Linked DNA regions of Homo sapiens: all the other regions are linked to region 2. A link is a contact called in ENCODE Hi-C or POLR2A ChIA-PET data. All regions are on one chromosome and are shown on one strand. The core of a region is the stretch at or near the end of the contact, and the rest is flanking DNA. Distances in the headings are between cores, read along the strand shown.

Evidence for each region. Hi-C counts contacts between places; a loop is a spot of excess contacts on that map. ChIA-PET counts read pairs that join two places held with the same protein, here RNA polymerase II (POLR2A). Pooled maps may share reads with other maps.
Region 1: a loop to region 2 is called in a pooled map, with 5 times the contacts of the local background. The contact joins two enhancer-like sites. A Hi-C loop is called at or near these places in 2 of 37 single-sample maps with no recorded cell type and 3 of 50 pooled maps. POLR2A ChIA-PET finds 5 or more read pairs at or near these places in 1 of 52 experiments (OCI-LY7).
Region 3: a loop to region 2 is called in a pooled map, with 2.5 times the contacts of the local background. The contact joins two enhancer-like sites. A Hi-C loop is called at or near these places in 2 of 50 pooled maps. POLR2A ChIA-PET finds 5 or more read pairs at or near these places in 2 of 52 experiments (AG04450 and OCI-LY7).

Annotation. Positions count from the first base shown.
Region 1 is chr3:23,758,805-23,762,811 of GRCh38, reverse strand. No RefSeq gene overlaps it. Among named protein-coding and RNA genes, the nearest start is that of UBE2E1, 45 kb to the left of the region's middle. RefSeq lists enhancers at 1,292-1,411, 1,512-1,561, 1,146-1,782, 1,783-2,419, 2,932-3,101. Within about 2 kb of position 1,616, at least 4 of the 41 ENCODE cell types and tissues checked have a DNase peak (open chromatin) inside an H3K27ac peak, as active enhancers do; they include OCI-LY7, where a contact is called at or near this core.
Region 2 is chr3:23,338,507-23,342,989 of GRCh38, reverse strand. The region is part of intron 3 of UBE2E2 (ubiquitin conjugating enzyme E2 E2); the gene reads right to left. Among named protein-coding and RNA genes, the nearest start is that of UBE2E2, 140 kb to the right of the region's middle. Within about 2 kb of position 1,554, at least 3 of the 41 ENCODE cell types and tissues checked have a DNase peak (open chromatin) inside an H3K27ac peak, as active enhancers do; they include OCI-LY7, where a contact is called at or near this core.
Region 3 is chr3:23,828,324-23,832,620 of GRCh38, reverse strand. All of the region lies in intron 3 of UBE2E1 (ubiquitin conjugating enzyme E2 E1), which reads right to left. Among named protein-coding and RNA genes, the nearest start is that of UBE2E1-AS1, 24 kb to the right of the region's middle. RefSeq lists enhancers at 1,083-1,132, 1,653-1,862, 2,782-3,211. Within about 2 kb of position 2,945, at least 2 of the 41 ENCODE cell types and tissues checked have a DNase peak (open chromatin) inside an H3K27ac peak, as active enhancers do.

The DNA.
Region 1 (4,007 bases), core at 367-2,866, 420 kb before region 2:
CATTTGGTTACCCAGCTCTGCAGAAATGGACTAAATGGAATTTAAAATGTGGGTCTTTTCTTGACAGTGTTGTTAGTGACCTGAGGGATAAGTGCTCCAGCATCTTCTAGAACCACCAGAAGTGAAAGAATAGATATTGCAAGTGTAGGCAAATAAACCTCAACGTAATTTACATGCCTGTGGGACAGGCCCTTCACAATCCTGTCTTTCCAACAAGCCCGGGGGGACAGGGATGCCTTTTTAGGATGGGTTCAGATTTGGAACGATCTCTTGACAAATCTGCTAGAGGATGCTAGAGGAGCTTTCATTTAAGGTGAAACTTCCGCTTTCTCATTGTATTGGTGAGAATTCTCTTGGTTGCCAGGGAGAGTCAACCTAACCCAGCCTGAGTAAAACAGAGAATTGGTTCGTATAACTAACCATAAGAAGACGAATCTGGTCAGACTCAACTGATTCCGAGGCTTCTTGCAATGCTATCTTCTTTTCTGCTCCCTCCACCTCTCCCGAGATTAGCAACTCCAAGAAAAGGATTGGCTTGGTATCAACAGTTCCAGCAATAATTCTGTAGTTATTCTCACTAAGTCAGGTGCCCATCCTTAAAATGGCTACAGGCTTGGGTCAGTGGTCCATTCCTGAAGATGAGAGTGGGGTCTGCTCCATCAAACCACAGGACTGAGATTGGGTAGGGCCTGACTCCACGAAAGAAAATTGTGTTTCAGCTTCAAAAGAAGAAGGGATGGATGCAAGATGCCATAGCTAGCCTATGTGGGACCCTTGTGAGTTGGAAACAGGCACCCCCTCCAGGCTGATGCAGACCTATGCCCCCACTTCTTGGGGAGCAGATGGCACCTTTGACCTGCCTTCCTCTGGGCAGAAGAAAACCCACACCTAGGACAGATAGTTGAGTGAGCAGAACTAAAGGTGGATATTGACTCAATTGACTCCTTGGCAGGACAACATTGTGCTGTGTGACAGACACCTGAACACTGTAAGTGGTGGCACTGGTGGGCAGGAAAACCAACATATGTCCTCCACATCCACCCCCAACCATTCTAAAATAGATGCCTTACCCCAAGTTTTCTTGCCTGACGTGCTTAAACTGTGGCTTATTCATTAGAACGTGCACATCAGCCATTTTACAACTAAATGTTTGCTCAAACTTGGGTGTGTGATGTTAACCCATAGAGGGAGCACTGGGATGGAAAAGTCCAGACCTGGGGCCCAGGAGGCCTGGGATTGATTGCAGCTCTGTGTTTACTATGAGGGCATACTTGCTGTAGTCCTGAGGCTTTTTTAGATATCAGCTTCCTCATTTGTAGGATAAGGGGACCCTTCCCAAAATCCTTCCTTCCTACTCAAGGTCCAGATTAGAAGGAGGCCTGTGGTTTGGGGGTCTTTCTTTTCTCCCAGTTTCCCACTGTTTGTGCCAACAAGTATAATTCTACCTCCAGCCCCCTTCCCCCAGCTGGTCTCCTCAGAAGAAGTTGGTGAAGTTGGTGGTTTTACCGCATTTAGTCGGTTTTACCGCATTTAGTTGGTGGTTTTACCGCATTCACAACAAGAAGTTGTGAAGTTGCTGGTTTTACCGCATTTAGTCACATTTGATCACCTCCAGCTCCCCCTTCAGCAGGTTGTAATTTCCCTCCCAAAAGACATTGGTGATACACAAACCCCCTTTTGCCTGTTAGGCAAATTAGCACCCACTCACCAACCTGGGCCCCTGCAGAAGCTGGCTGGGGACAAACACAATGCATTTGAAAGACCTGAAAATGCAAAGCTCAGCAGTGGCTGACTTCTGTCCCGTGAGGGTCAGGCCCTCTCAGCCTGAGCAGAGGGAGGGCCATTAAACAGGGGCATCTGCAGCAGAGGAAGGGACCCTGCCCTGTAAACCCAACGTTTCCTGCTGCAGGGGGCCCCTGCCAGTGCTGAGAATAGACTTACAGGGAAGAAGTATTCTTCATCATCTTATATGCGGGCACTTAACAGCCTCTTTGCATTTGCCAACCACAAATTCTAGCGCCAAGCACAGAACCCCACACATATCCTATCTCCTCTGTTAGTCTATCAGAACCAAATTTCCTTTTAGGTCATTGTGCCTGGCCCCCGCCACTTTGGCCTGCAATAGTGAGGGCAGAGTGACTAGGTTCATCTCTGCCAGAGCTGCTGGGGGAGGGCTTGGGGACCATGTAAAATGTTCTTTGGGGTGAGTTAGTCTGCTTCTATCTTACCACTCACAGTCAAATTGGTCTTCCAAGGCCTAGAGACTCTGAGTGGGGTTAATCAATGCCTATGGGTGCCACTGGGTGCCACTAGTGGAATATTTTGGGGTCCAAACAACCAGTCATACACATAAAAAAGACCTGTTAATAATTTCTGCTTTATCATTCAGTGTCTTTGGGAGTTCAGAGCATACACAGGGAAATATAATAATGCTGATGCCTATATTTATAGAATACCATTCTGTCCTCATAGCGCTTTTATAGCGTGGATAGTTTAGTAGTTAAATGCTTGAAGTAAATCTTGACTCCTCCAAAGACTAAGAAAACTTCAGTACATTACTTAACATCCTGGAGCCTCTGTTTGCTTCTCTGTAAAATGCAAGATAATAACAGCCTTTACCTTTACAAGTCTGGGGAGAGTTAATTGCAGTGGTCTATGTTAAGCTCTCAACACATGGTCAGACATAGAATGATGGTTCAATACATGTTAGTGACTACTTTTTTTTTTTTTTTTTTTTTTTTGAGACAAAGTTTTGCTCTTGTTGCCCAGGCTGGAGTGCAGTGGCGCAATCTCAGCTCTCCAAAACCTCCACCTCCTGGGTTCAAGCGATTCTCCTGCCTCAGCCTCCCTAGTATCTGGGATTACAGGCGCCCACCACCATGCCCAGCTAATTTTTGTATTTTTAATAAGGACAGGGTTTTGCTATGTTGGCCAGGCTGGTCTTGAACTCCTGACCTCAGGTGATCTGCCCACCTCGGCCTCCCAAAGTGCTGGGATTATAGGCGTGAGCCACCACACCCAGCCATGACTACTATTATTATCCATGAACTCATTTGACTATAAGAATGACTTGTTGTGAAGTTGGTTGGACTGGGATATTTTCCTCTTCTGATAAGTGAGGAAAGTGAGATCAGAAAGTAAAAAGCAAGCATGGGGCCAGAGGAAGCGAAGGAGAGAGAGAGGGGCTCATAGGATTGGGAGATGGCTAACACGAGCAAGGAGCATCTAAGGGGACAGGCCCACCCTCTTGCCACAGCAGCTTTAAGTTTCCTACTGTATGCAAGGGAGGGGTCCTGACCTGCAGAATACTGACACCAAGATAAAGTCATTTAAATTAAACCTACTTACTGAAGGGACTGAAACTTTACAGTAAATAGAGGGGAAAAAAATAGATTAGCATTTTATTTTGAAAAAAAGGACACCTTGGCCAGGTGCGGTGGCTCACAACTGTAATCCCAGCACTTTGGGAGGCCGAGGTGGGTGGATCACCTGAGGTCAGGAGTTCAAGATCAGCCTAGCCAACATGGTGAAACCCCGTCTCAACCAAAAATACAAAAAAATTAGCCGGGCGTGGTGACGGGCACCTGTAATCCCAGCTACTAGGAAGTCTGAGGCAGGAGAATCGCTTGAACCCTGGAGGCAGAGGTTGCTGTGAGCCGAGATGGCGCCACTGCACTCCAGCCTGGGTGACAGAATGAGACTCTGTCTCAAAATAAATAAATAAATTAATTAATTTAAAAAAAGAGGACACAAAAAATTTTGAAAATAACTTCACCTTCTAACAAAGTTTAGATCATGGTTTAGGCTATGTGCTAATTATTAGAACAAAGAATCTAAACTTTTTTTTCTGACAAAATTGAATGGTATCCTTCACTTCATTTTTGACTTTTATTTCACATTCATAAAGAAGGTCATTTTTTTTCCCCACAAAGGTATTTGACAGCCTTATCAATTTTTAAAGGAGTTTTCTGAACCCTTGTCATTTACATTGTCTTCTCCCCCTGGTC
Region 2 (4,483 bases), core at 305-2,804:
ACCATTCCTCCAGCACAGCAACAATAACAGCAGAAGTTCCCCACCCCCAAAAAAGTATTATCTTCAAAATTTGTCCTAAAATAACAATTCTTTTAACTTTAAGAATGGTTTCAATAGTTTGGTTGCAATAATTTTCCACAGCTATGAAGCAGAAAAAAAAATATAAAAGTTTATTCTTGGGTTTAGGACTTATTAAGAAAATTTCCCCTCCCATTTCTATCAAATTCACCTGATCAACGCAGGGTGATGCTAATACTCATTTATATTCCATAGTATTTCCAAGAAAATATACATGTATGTATTCTTGGTGTCAGGAACCAAGTCAGGAATGTTTAAATATACACATACGAATAAATAATAAAGCCAACTACAAACAAATACATTGGTGTACTGCAGAATGCATGTGCATTCTATAACCAGGGGCATAGTTTATGTAGTGTGAAAATGTAGCCTACGACCACAGAAAAATTCACACAATCTCATAGAGACTAAAGTGAAATGTTTATAAGCACGGAAGAGAACATTTTTATCTGCGGAAGGAAGAGCTCTCCTATCATATCCCCTCCTGTGCTAAATAAACTATGCAATCAAATAAGCTAAGGTCCTGGGCAACATGGAGAAACTCCATCTCCACAAAAGATTTGATGGATGGTACTGTGTGCCTAGAGTCCCAGCTATTTGGTAGGCTGAGGTGGGAGGATCACTTGGGCCCAGGGGCTTGAGGCTGCAGTGAGCCATGATTGTGCCACTGCACTCCAGCCTGGGCAACAAAACAAGACCCTGTCTCAAAAAAAAAAAAAAACTAAACTAAATCAAAGTACCCCCCATAATGCTTAAATCCTCTTTTTAGCTAGACAGAAATAAATAGTGTTTCTGTCAATAGCTTTCCTCCCTCCTCCAACTAACCTAAATGAATTTGAAATTTCAAAGTCTCCACTGTAAACAATACATTTTGTAAACACCTAATGCTTGGGCAAGAAATCAACAAATGTTTGTTCTCTTTTACTTCCCTACTATCAATTATTAGTTTTGTTATATGGAACTATGTATACATAATTACTTAATCTTTGAAGTCTTTTGTGGTTTGGGTCTTGGTTTTGTCATAATTGTTTACATCTTCTCATTGATTCCTTTTCAGAACTAAGATAAACTGATACACAGCTAGCTGACTGCTGTTTACTTTTCACAAAGAAAAAATTGGCCAGATACTTTTGCAAGCAAATAGTTTGATCAATTACTACACTATTAAAATTACTAAAGTATTTTTAGAAAAAAAAAAGAACGAGAAGAAGGAAGTGAAAGAAAAGAGGGGAAATGATTATGCTTTAGAATACAGTTTATGCAGATAAGAGTAGCTGTGGGAGACACAGTTTTAAAATGCTACCTTTAATTTCTGTTCACAGCTGTCAGCTGGATAAGATGCTCAAATGCAGACCCTAAACCTAAGCTTACCTACACTCAAACCTTTAGCTTGTGGTCTTGAAGATTCTAGGTGAAGACACAACTAGAAAAACATATACTGTATTTATAACTACCAGAGTTCATATGTCCAAAATGAGACCTACAATGCCCTCAAGTAGAATCTCAATAGTGTGGCTTTGGGTAAATTTATCTAATTATACTTCAGTTTCTTCATCCACACAATGTGGATAAGATGAGTACTTAAACAACTGTAAAGATTAAATGAGTTAATGGGTTCCTGTCTGGCATACAGGAAGTGCTCTATAAAAGTTCATCATTGTTACTATAAGGAACATCACCACCAATAAGATAATTTGTTGCTTCCCAGTCTGCTCTTTAGGTCTGTAGTCTTACCTCCAATATTTAATGCTGCAGTTGGGTGAAAAAAATAGACTTTTAGGCTATTAGCAAGACTTACACCTTTTCAATGCAAGGCTCCTGATTCTGTGAGCATAAACTTCTTGGAACCATGGTCTGCATTTCAAAAGAAACATTCATCATTTTTGTGGCAAAGATCATTTGATGTACTCACTTATATAAGCAGAATTTCTAAGGAATCTAAAACTCTCCCACTGGTGTTGGTGCCTCATTCCTGGTGGGGGGAGTACGAAAACAAAGTGTAGGAATTGAGGAAACACAACAGAAGGATGAAAGTATATTGCTTGAATAGAAGGCAAAGAAATGGTTTATATACCGACTTTAAAGATCCTACTTAACATGACCATCCTTTTCACATGTTTCTGACTTTCAGTATTTCAGAGTTAACAAACACACCTATTGCTCCCAGCATTCAGTCTTCCCTGTTTTGACTGACTTACAGGCTACATCAGGAAATTTATTTCTAATGCAGTCCAAGAAGGGTTTCCAGGGCTAAAGATTTCTTTTTTCTTGTTTTAAAATAATTCCCACTATGGACCCACTCAGCATCTTTTTCTTTAAAAAAATTAAATGGTTTTCACGTGTCTTTTTAGAATGTCTCTGTTTAACATTTTAAAACATGTATTTTAGTGTAGTTAAGCACATTTATTTAAAGGATTAGGTGTGACTGTGTGCTTCATAATGGCAACCTGTAATTATTTTTATAATCATCAACTGTTCAGATTTCATATTTATATTTTCCAGAGCATGACAGGCACTTGCTTCACAAGAAGAAAAAAATATAGTGCATAGTAGATGCAAATTATTTTTCCTCACTTTTCCATAACCAATTTATAAATACTCTGTATTTTAGCTAAAAATTTAATGTAAATAAATGTTAAAAACTGTGCATTCTGAAAACATGATTATCAAACAGGCAAAAAGAAAAAATTTTAAAGAGTAATGGCTCTTTACAATTCAGTAGAATATATACATCTTTTATTCATTACAGTATTGTGGGAAAATCTGGAGCCTGACATACAGACACAGGTTAAAATGTCACCTCCAATATAGGTTAACTACGTAGGTCCTGGCAAAACAGTTAAGCTTCTAGGCTTCAGCTTATCCATGTATTAAATGGGAGTTAACAACTGAAAATTCACAGTATTATCCAAATATTTAAAGACTTTAAATGTTTTCCCTCTTTTCATCCTAACTCTTTTTCTCTAAATATTTCAGTATTTCCCGTTATTCCTGACAATTAAAAATAAACTAAAACAAACATAAAATTAATCACTCTGACTACTTTGATTATTTTAAATCAGGTTAAAATGAATCCATTTCTAGAAGTGCAATTACTGTATTTCAAGAAAATATTTTAAAGACACATCTTGCTAACACAATAAAAATACATCTGTTCCCAAGACAATGTTTAAGAGAATGGGAAGATTTAAAAAAAAATCCTCAAGTGAAGTAAATACTCAGGAATCAAAATTTAAACATAACATAATTATAAAGTCAAATTTAATAAAACCAACCCCACCATATCATCTCCTCTTCCCTTCATTAAATTAAAGAAAACATTTAACTAGGGTCTCTAAGTTTTTGTAATTTTTTAATTCTTAATCTTGAAATAATTTCAGACTTTACAAAGCATTACACAAAGAATTCCCATATCCCTTTCACCCAGCTTCCCCAAACATTAACATCTTATATAACCACAGTACAATTATCTAAATCAGGAAACTAATACTGATATTATTCTATTAACTGATCTATAAACCTTATTCAAATTTTGTTAATTGTCCTACTAATATCTTCCTTCTAGTCCAGTGTTTGATCCAAATACCACACTGCATTTAGTTATCAGATCTCTTTGGTTTCCTTTAATCTGGCACAGTTGCTTAGTTCATATTTCATAATCTTGACACTTTCTAAAAATCTAGTCAATAATTTGTAGCATGGCCCTCAATTTGGGTTTGATGTTTTCTATGATTAAATTCAGGATATGCATTTTGTCAAGAATACCACAAAAGTAATGTTGTGTCGTTCTCAGTACATCATATCAGAAAATGCATGATATCCATGTCTCATTATTAGTATGTCTACTTTGATTAGTTGGTTAAGAAGATGTCCATTTTCTCCACTGTAAGGTTACTATGATTCCTTTATAATTATAGTAAATATCTTTTAGTGAGATCTTTTTGTGACTGTAAATATCCTGTTTATAACCATCTTACATTGTCCACTAACTGTTCTCACCTAAAACAATTATTACTGTAGTGTTTCTTTTCAAATGGTAATTTCCTATATCAATGACTCTTCATTTACTAATTGGAATTCCATGGCAAGAAAGTGTGTTCCTTTCTCCCGTTTGAATTTACTTAATTATATCTGGATACCACTTTTTATTTTATGGGTTATGGCCCATTATTATAGTGCTCAAAGTGTCCCTAATTTGGCCACTGAGAGCTCCTTAGAGTTGGCTCATACATTCTTTTGACATGCTCCCATCATTTTTTGAACATTTTGCCACTTTCATCCTGTACTTCCCCAGTCCCAGTCCCAGTCCCCAATTCAGTTTTTCCAAGGAACTCTGGTTCCTTTTATTGGTGCCTGGCACTTAAACCCAAGATCTGGTACTGGGTGTATTGACTGGAGCTAT
Region 3 (4,297 bases), core at 1,696-4,195, 490 kb before region 2:
CCCACTGAGTTCAAGCGATTCTCTCTCGGCTGACTGCAACCTCCACCTCCCGGGTTCAAGCGATTCTCCTGCCTCAGCCTCCTGAGTAGCTGGGATTACAGGTGCCCACCACCACGCCTGGCTAATTTTTGTACTTTTAGTAGAGATGGGGTTTTGCCATGGTGACCAGGCTGGTCTCAAACTCCCGAGCTCAGGTGATCTGCCCACCTCGGCCTCCCAAAGTGCTGGGATTACAGGCGTGAGCCACTGCGCCCAGCCCCCCACACCTCTATATTTTTCTTTACAGGTCTCCTCCCTCCAGGAAAAACACAGTCCCTTCTCCTTTATTAAAAATGTATATTCTCTTCCAACAGGTCAACTATTTGTGTCCAAGCCATTCCCTGGACAATGATCAGAAACTGAATTCTGTTTTTATTTCCCTTTCAGGAAAATCATTCATTTGCTCCTTCATTCATTCACAGCAAAAGTTTGAGCAGTTACTGTTTTCTAAACCCTGTGCTAGATGGCTGACATGATCCATATGCTCACAGAGCTTAAAGTATTGAACAAACTCAAAAAGCCAATTATTAAAGCTAAATAAATGACTAAGTTTTCTTCCTTTAGAAAAAAGTATTTGGCTGGGCATGGTAGCTCATGTCTGTAACCTCAGCACTTTGGGAGGCGGAGGCGGAGGCAGGCGAATCACCTGAGCTCAGTCAGGCATTCAAGACCAGTCTGGCCAACATGGTGAAACCCTGCCTCTACAAAAAATACAAAAATTATCCAGGCATAGTGGCGGGCACCTGTAATTCCAGCATTTGGGAGGCTGAGGCAGGAGAATGGCTTGAACCTGGAAGGCAGAGGTTGCACTGAGCTGAGATCGCACCACTGCATTCCAGCCTGGGCAACAGAGTGAGACTCTGTCTCACAGAAAAAAAAAAAAAGAAATACAAAACTTAGCTGGGTGTGGTAGCACGTGCCTGTAGTCCTAGCTACTTAGGAGGCTAAGGTGGGAGGGGATCACCTGAGCCTGGGACATCAAGGCTGCAGTGAGCTGTGATCACACCACTGCACTCCAGCCTGGGCAACAGAGTGGGACCATGTCTCGAAAAAAAAAAAAAAAGTATTCATTTTGTTAAATATTTTGTCAAACTAGCTCCCAATATTAGTGTCATCTGGACCCTTTCACTTTAATTACCAAAATAGCTGACTGATCCAAAACTCAATCAAGTTAGACTAACTGGTCCCTCGCCCAAGAGTTTTACAACTGGCCAAAAGTAAGTTTCTCTCTGGGTGCCTGTGGTCATGTTCTTCAGGCAGGCTGTGGGCAGCCAGGAGCAATCTGCGATGTGAGAAAAAATAAAGCGCACTTGGAGTGAGAGCATAGATGAGAGTTGGAGAGAATTCCTGGTTTCTGTTGTTTCTGATATCCAGAACATTTCAGTTCCTGGGTTATCAGACACACACTCAAATATCCCTATAATATTATCTTTTTATTTAAATGAATTAATTAGACTGCTGTTACCTGCAACATAAAGAGTCTTAGCTAATAACAAAAGTGGTATCAGAATGACTAATTCTCTCCAAAGTACAGTGGTTGAGTATCGGCCCTGAAGCCAGATCACGTGGGTTCTTCTGGCTTCTCCACTTACTAAGCTGCACATAACCTTAATGTTGATTTCATAATCTGTAAAATGGGATTACATGACCACCAACAGGAATGGTTTAAGTTTTAAATGAGTTTCTAATGTTCAAAGTCCTTAGAACAAAACTTGACCCACAGTTAAGACCGCAACAGAAGTTAGCTATCACCACCACCTCCAAGGGGGATCTAAATTCTACGATATACTGATTTGCTGATGTTTCAATGAGACCACTCATCTGGCTTGACACATTCCCTACTGTACACATGATACACAGAGAGCATTGACAAGGCCACTCTTAAACAGGGACAGTTTCCACATCCAGGTGAATCAAGAAGAGTAATAAGGTAAGGAAGAGAGAAAAAGCAGTGGCTGGATTCTCCACAGCTCCAAGCATCACACTGTTCTCTCATAAGGAGCTTCTACACAACCAAAACCCCAAACCTGCCCCCACCCCAATATTGAGTCACACTGCTCTTCCTTTGATGCTGTTGGTTCTATAAGCCTGAAGATTTTTATGCATTTTTGGATCCAACAGATGACTTCAGCTTGCCAAAAACAAACAAAAACAAAAACAAAAAAATGAACCCACTCCCGACTGGTATAACTCTTAAAATCCTTTATTATTTGTGATTTTTATTTTTGTGTGTGATGGGGGTAGGGCAAGAGATGAAGGCTGCTGACCTTTGTGAACCCTAAATCTATTTATAATACATATTGACTAAGACTCCCTCTATCCACTCCATGCTCTTGTCAGGGGATATTATAAAGGGCTCAGAATAAATTAAACACCATCCTGAAAGGCTACTTAACTAGAAGCAAGCATGGCCCAGAGATCAAGCACATGCATGTAAGAATTAGAGGAGCCTAAAGAACCAGGAAGTAGTTAAAAAGAAAAAAGGAAAAATAATATATGCATGATTTTTCCAAAGATATTTTCTTGACAAAGTATCTTTTAAATTATTCTAGAACCAAAATTCCAGGTGTAGCTAGCTAGGTAATAAGAAGGAGTGGAGGGAAGGGGGAGGAAGGGAAACATGTGGCATACCCATATCCTGACAATGCCAGGGTTTCTCTACAGAAATTCCGAAATAGCAGCAAACTCCTCAAGAACCCAGGCCAACAGAGCCAATCAATCCATGCTTATCAACTCACAAATTTGCTGAAGGCTTTCTCCTTTTATCTGCTTCTCTTTCAGACATCTCTTATTTATAGAAAGTAGTGAGCTAAGCCTGAGGGGAAAACCAAAGTCCCCATTTCTAACCGCTCTTCTAGACCCCTTTCCTTTCTCAGTTCCTCTTTCCTTTCTCCTTCTCTTATTAGCTCGACCTCAACCTTTTCCTTGGACTCCCTAAATCTGTAAACTTTCCCACTTCAGCACTTTTCCAGGAGAGGGGCAGGTATGGGGGCTCAGGCTACTGGTAAACCCCGTGCTTTGGGAGGTTGAGGCAGAAGGACTGCTTGAGACCAGGAGTTTGAGACTAGCCCAGGCAACACAGCAAGACCCCACCTCTCCAAAAAAATTTAGAAAACAGCTGGGTCTGGGTGTGGTGATTCACACCTGTAATCCCAGCACTTTGGGAGGCTGAGGCAGGAGGATCATCTGAGCTTAGGAGTTCCAGACCAGCCTGGGCAACATAGTGAGATCCTGTCTCTATTAAAAAAAAAAAAAAAGCTGGACTTTGTGGAGTGCACCTGTTGTCCCAGCTACTTAGGAGGCTGAGGTGGGAGGATCGCTTGACCCCAGGAGTTCAAGGCTGCAGTGAGCTATGATCACACCATTGCATTCCAGCCTAGGCAACAAAGCGAGGCCCTCTCTTTTTTTTTTTTTTTTGAGGCCCTGTCTCAAAATAATAATAATAATAATCCTCCATCTTATCAAAAATAAGAACTTATTTTCAAGAATCAAAGAAAAAAATAAAAAATACAAGACGGAGAAACTGCCCCTTCTGCAACTGCCACCCCCCTCTAGCTACAGCTTGTCAGAACCACTGGAGGGCTTTTATTTTTCACCCCAAATTTGCTAATCTCTCCTTCCATCCACCCTGTCCACTGAAAGTAAACCCCTGTTACTTATTGATGGACATTTTCCCTCTTCCTTAGGTGTGCTGGGACAGGCACAAGCCTGGAAATCACCAGACTAGAGTGTGAGACAAATCTGAGGAAAACACTGAAATCACATAAGGTTTAGATGAAATTGAACTATGATAAAAATTATAAACAAATTTACATCTTAGGTCATTAACGAACCTTTATATAATGTCTTGTTCAGTAGCTATGTAACGTTTATTTTATATTGAAAGCATCTATCACACTTTTGTATCTCCAGATGATCTAATTCAGTGCTATGCACACACAGACACCCATAAATGCTCAGTTTGTAATTTGAGTCAAATAAAATTTTTCAAGTCTTCTGTTCTGATGGTGACTCTAATGTTTTATTGCAAAAGTAACTTCTATCTATATGCATCAACTCCAACGCCTTTACCAGCAACTGCTTCGATTAGCACTGGTAAATATCCAAATAATGATCCCATTTTCTCATAGATTTAAATACCTAACTTTTTAATCACTAAGTATACTGTGTATCTTCTCAAAAATTAAACCTATATTTAAAATGTTATATTACATTTACATACAATATAGAAATTGATCTTTTTACACAATGGAAGATT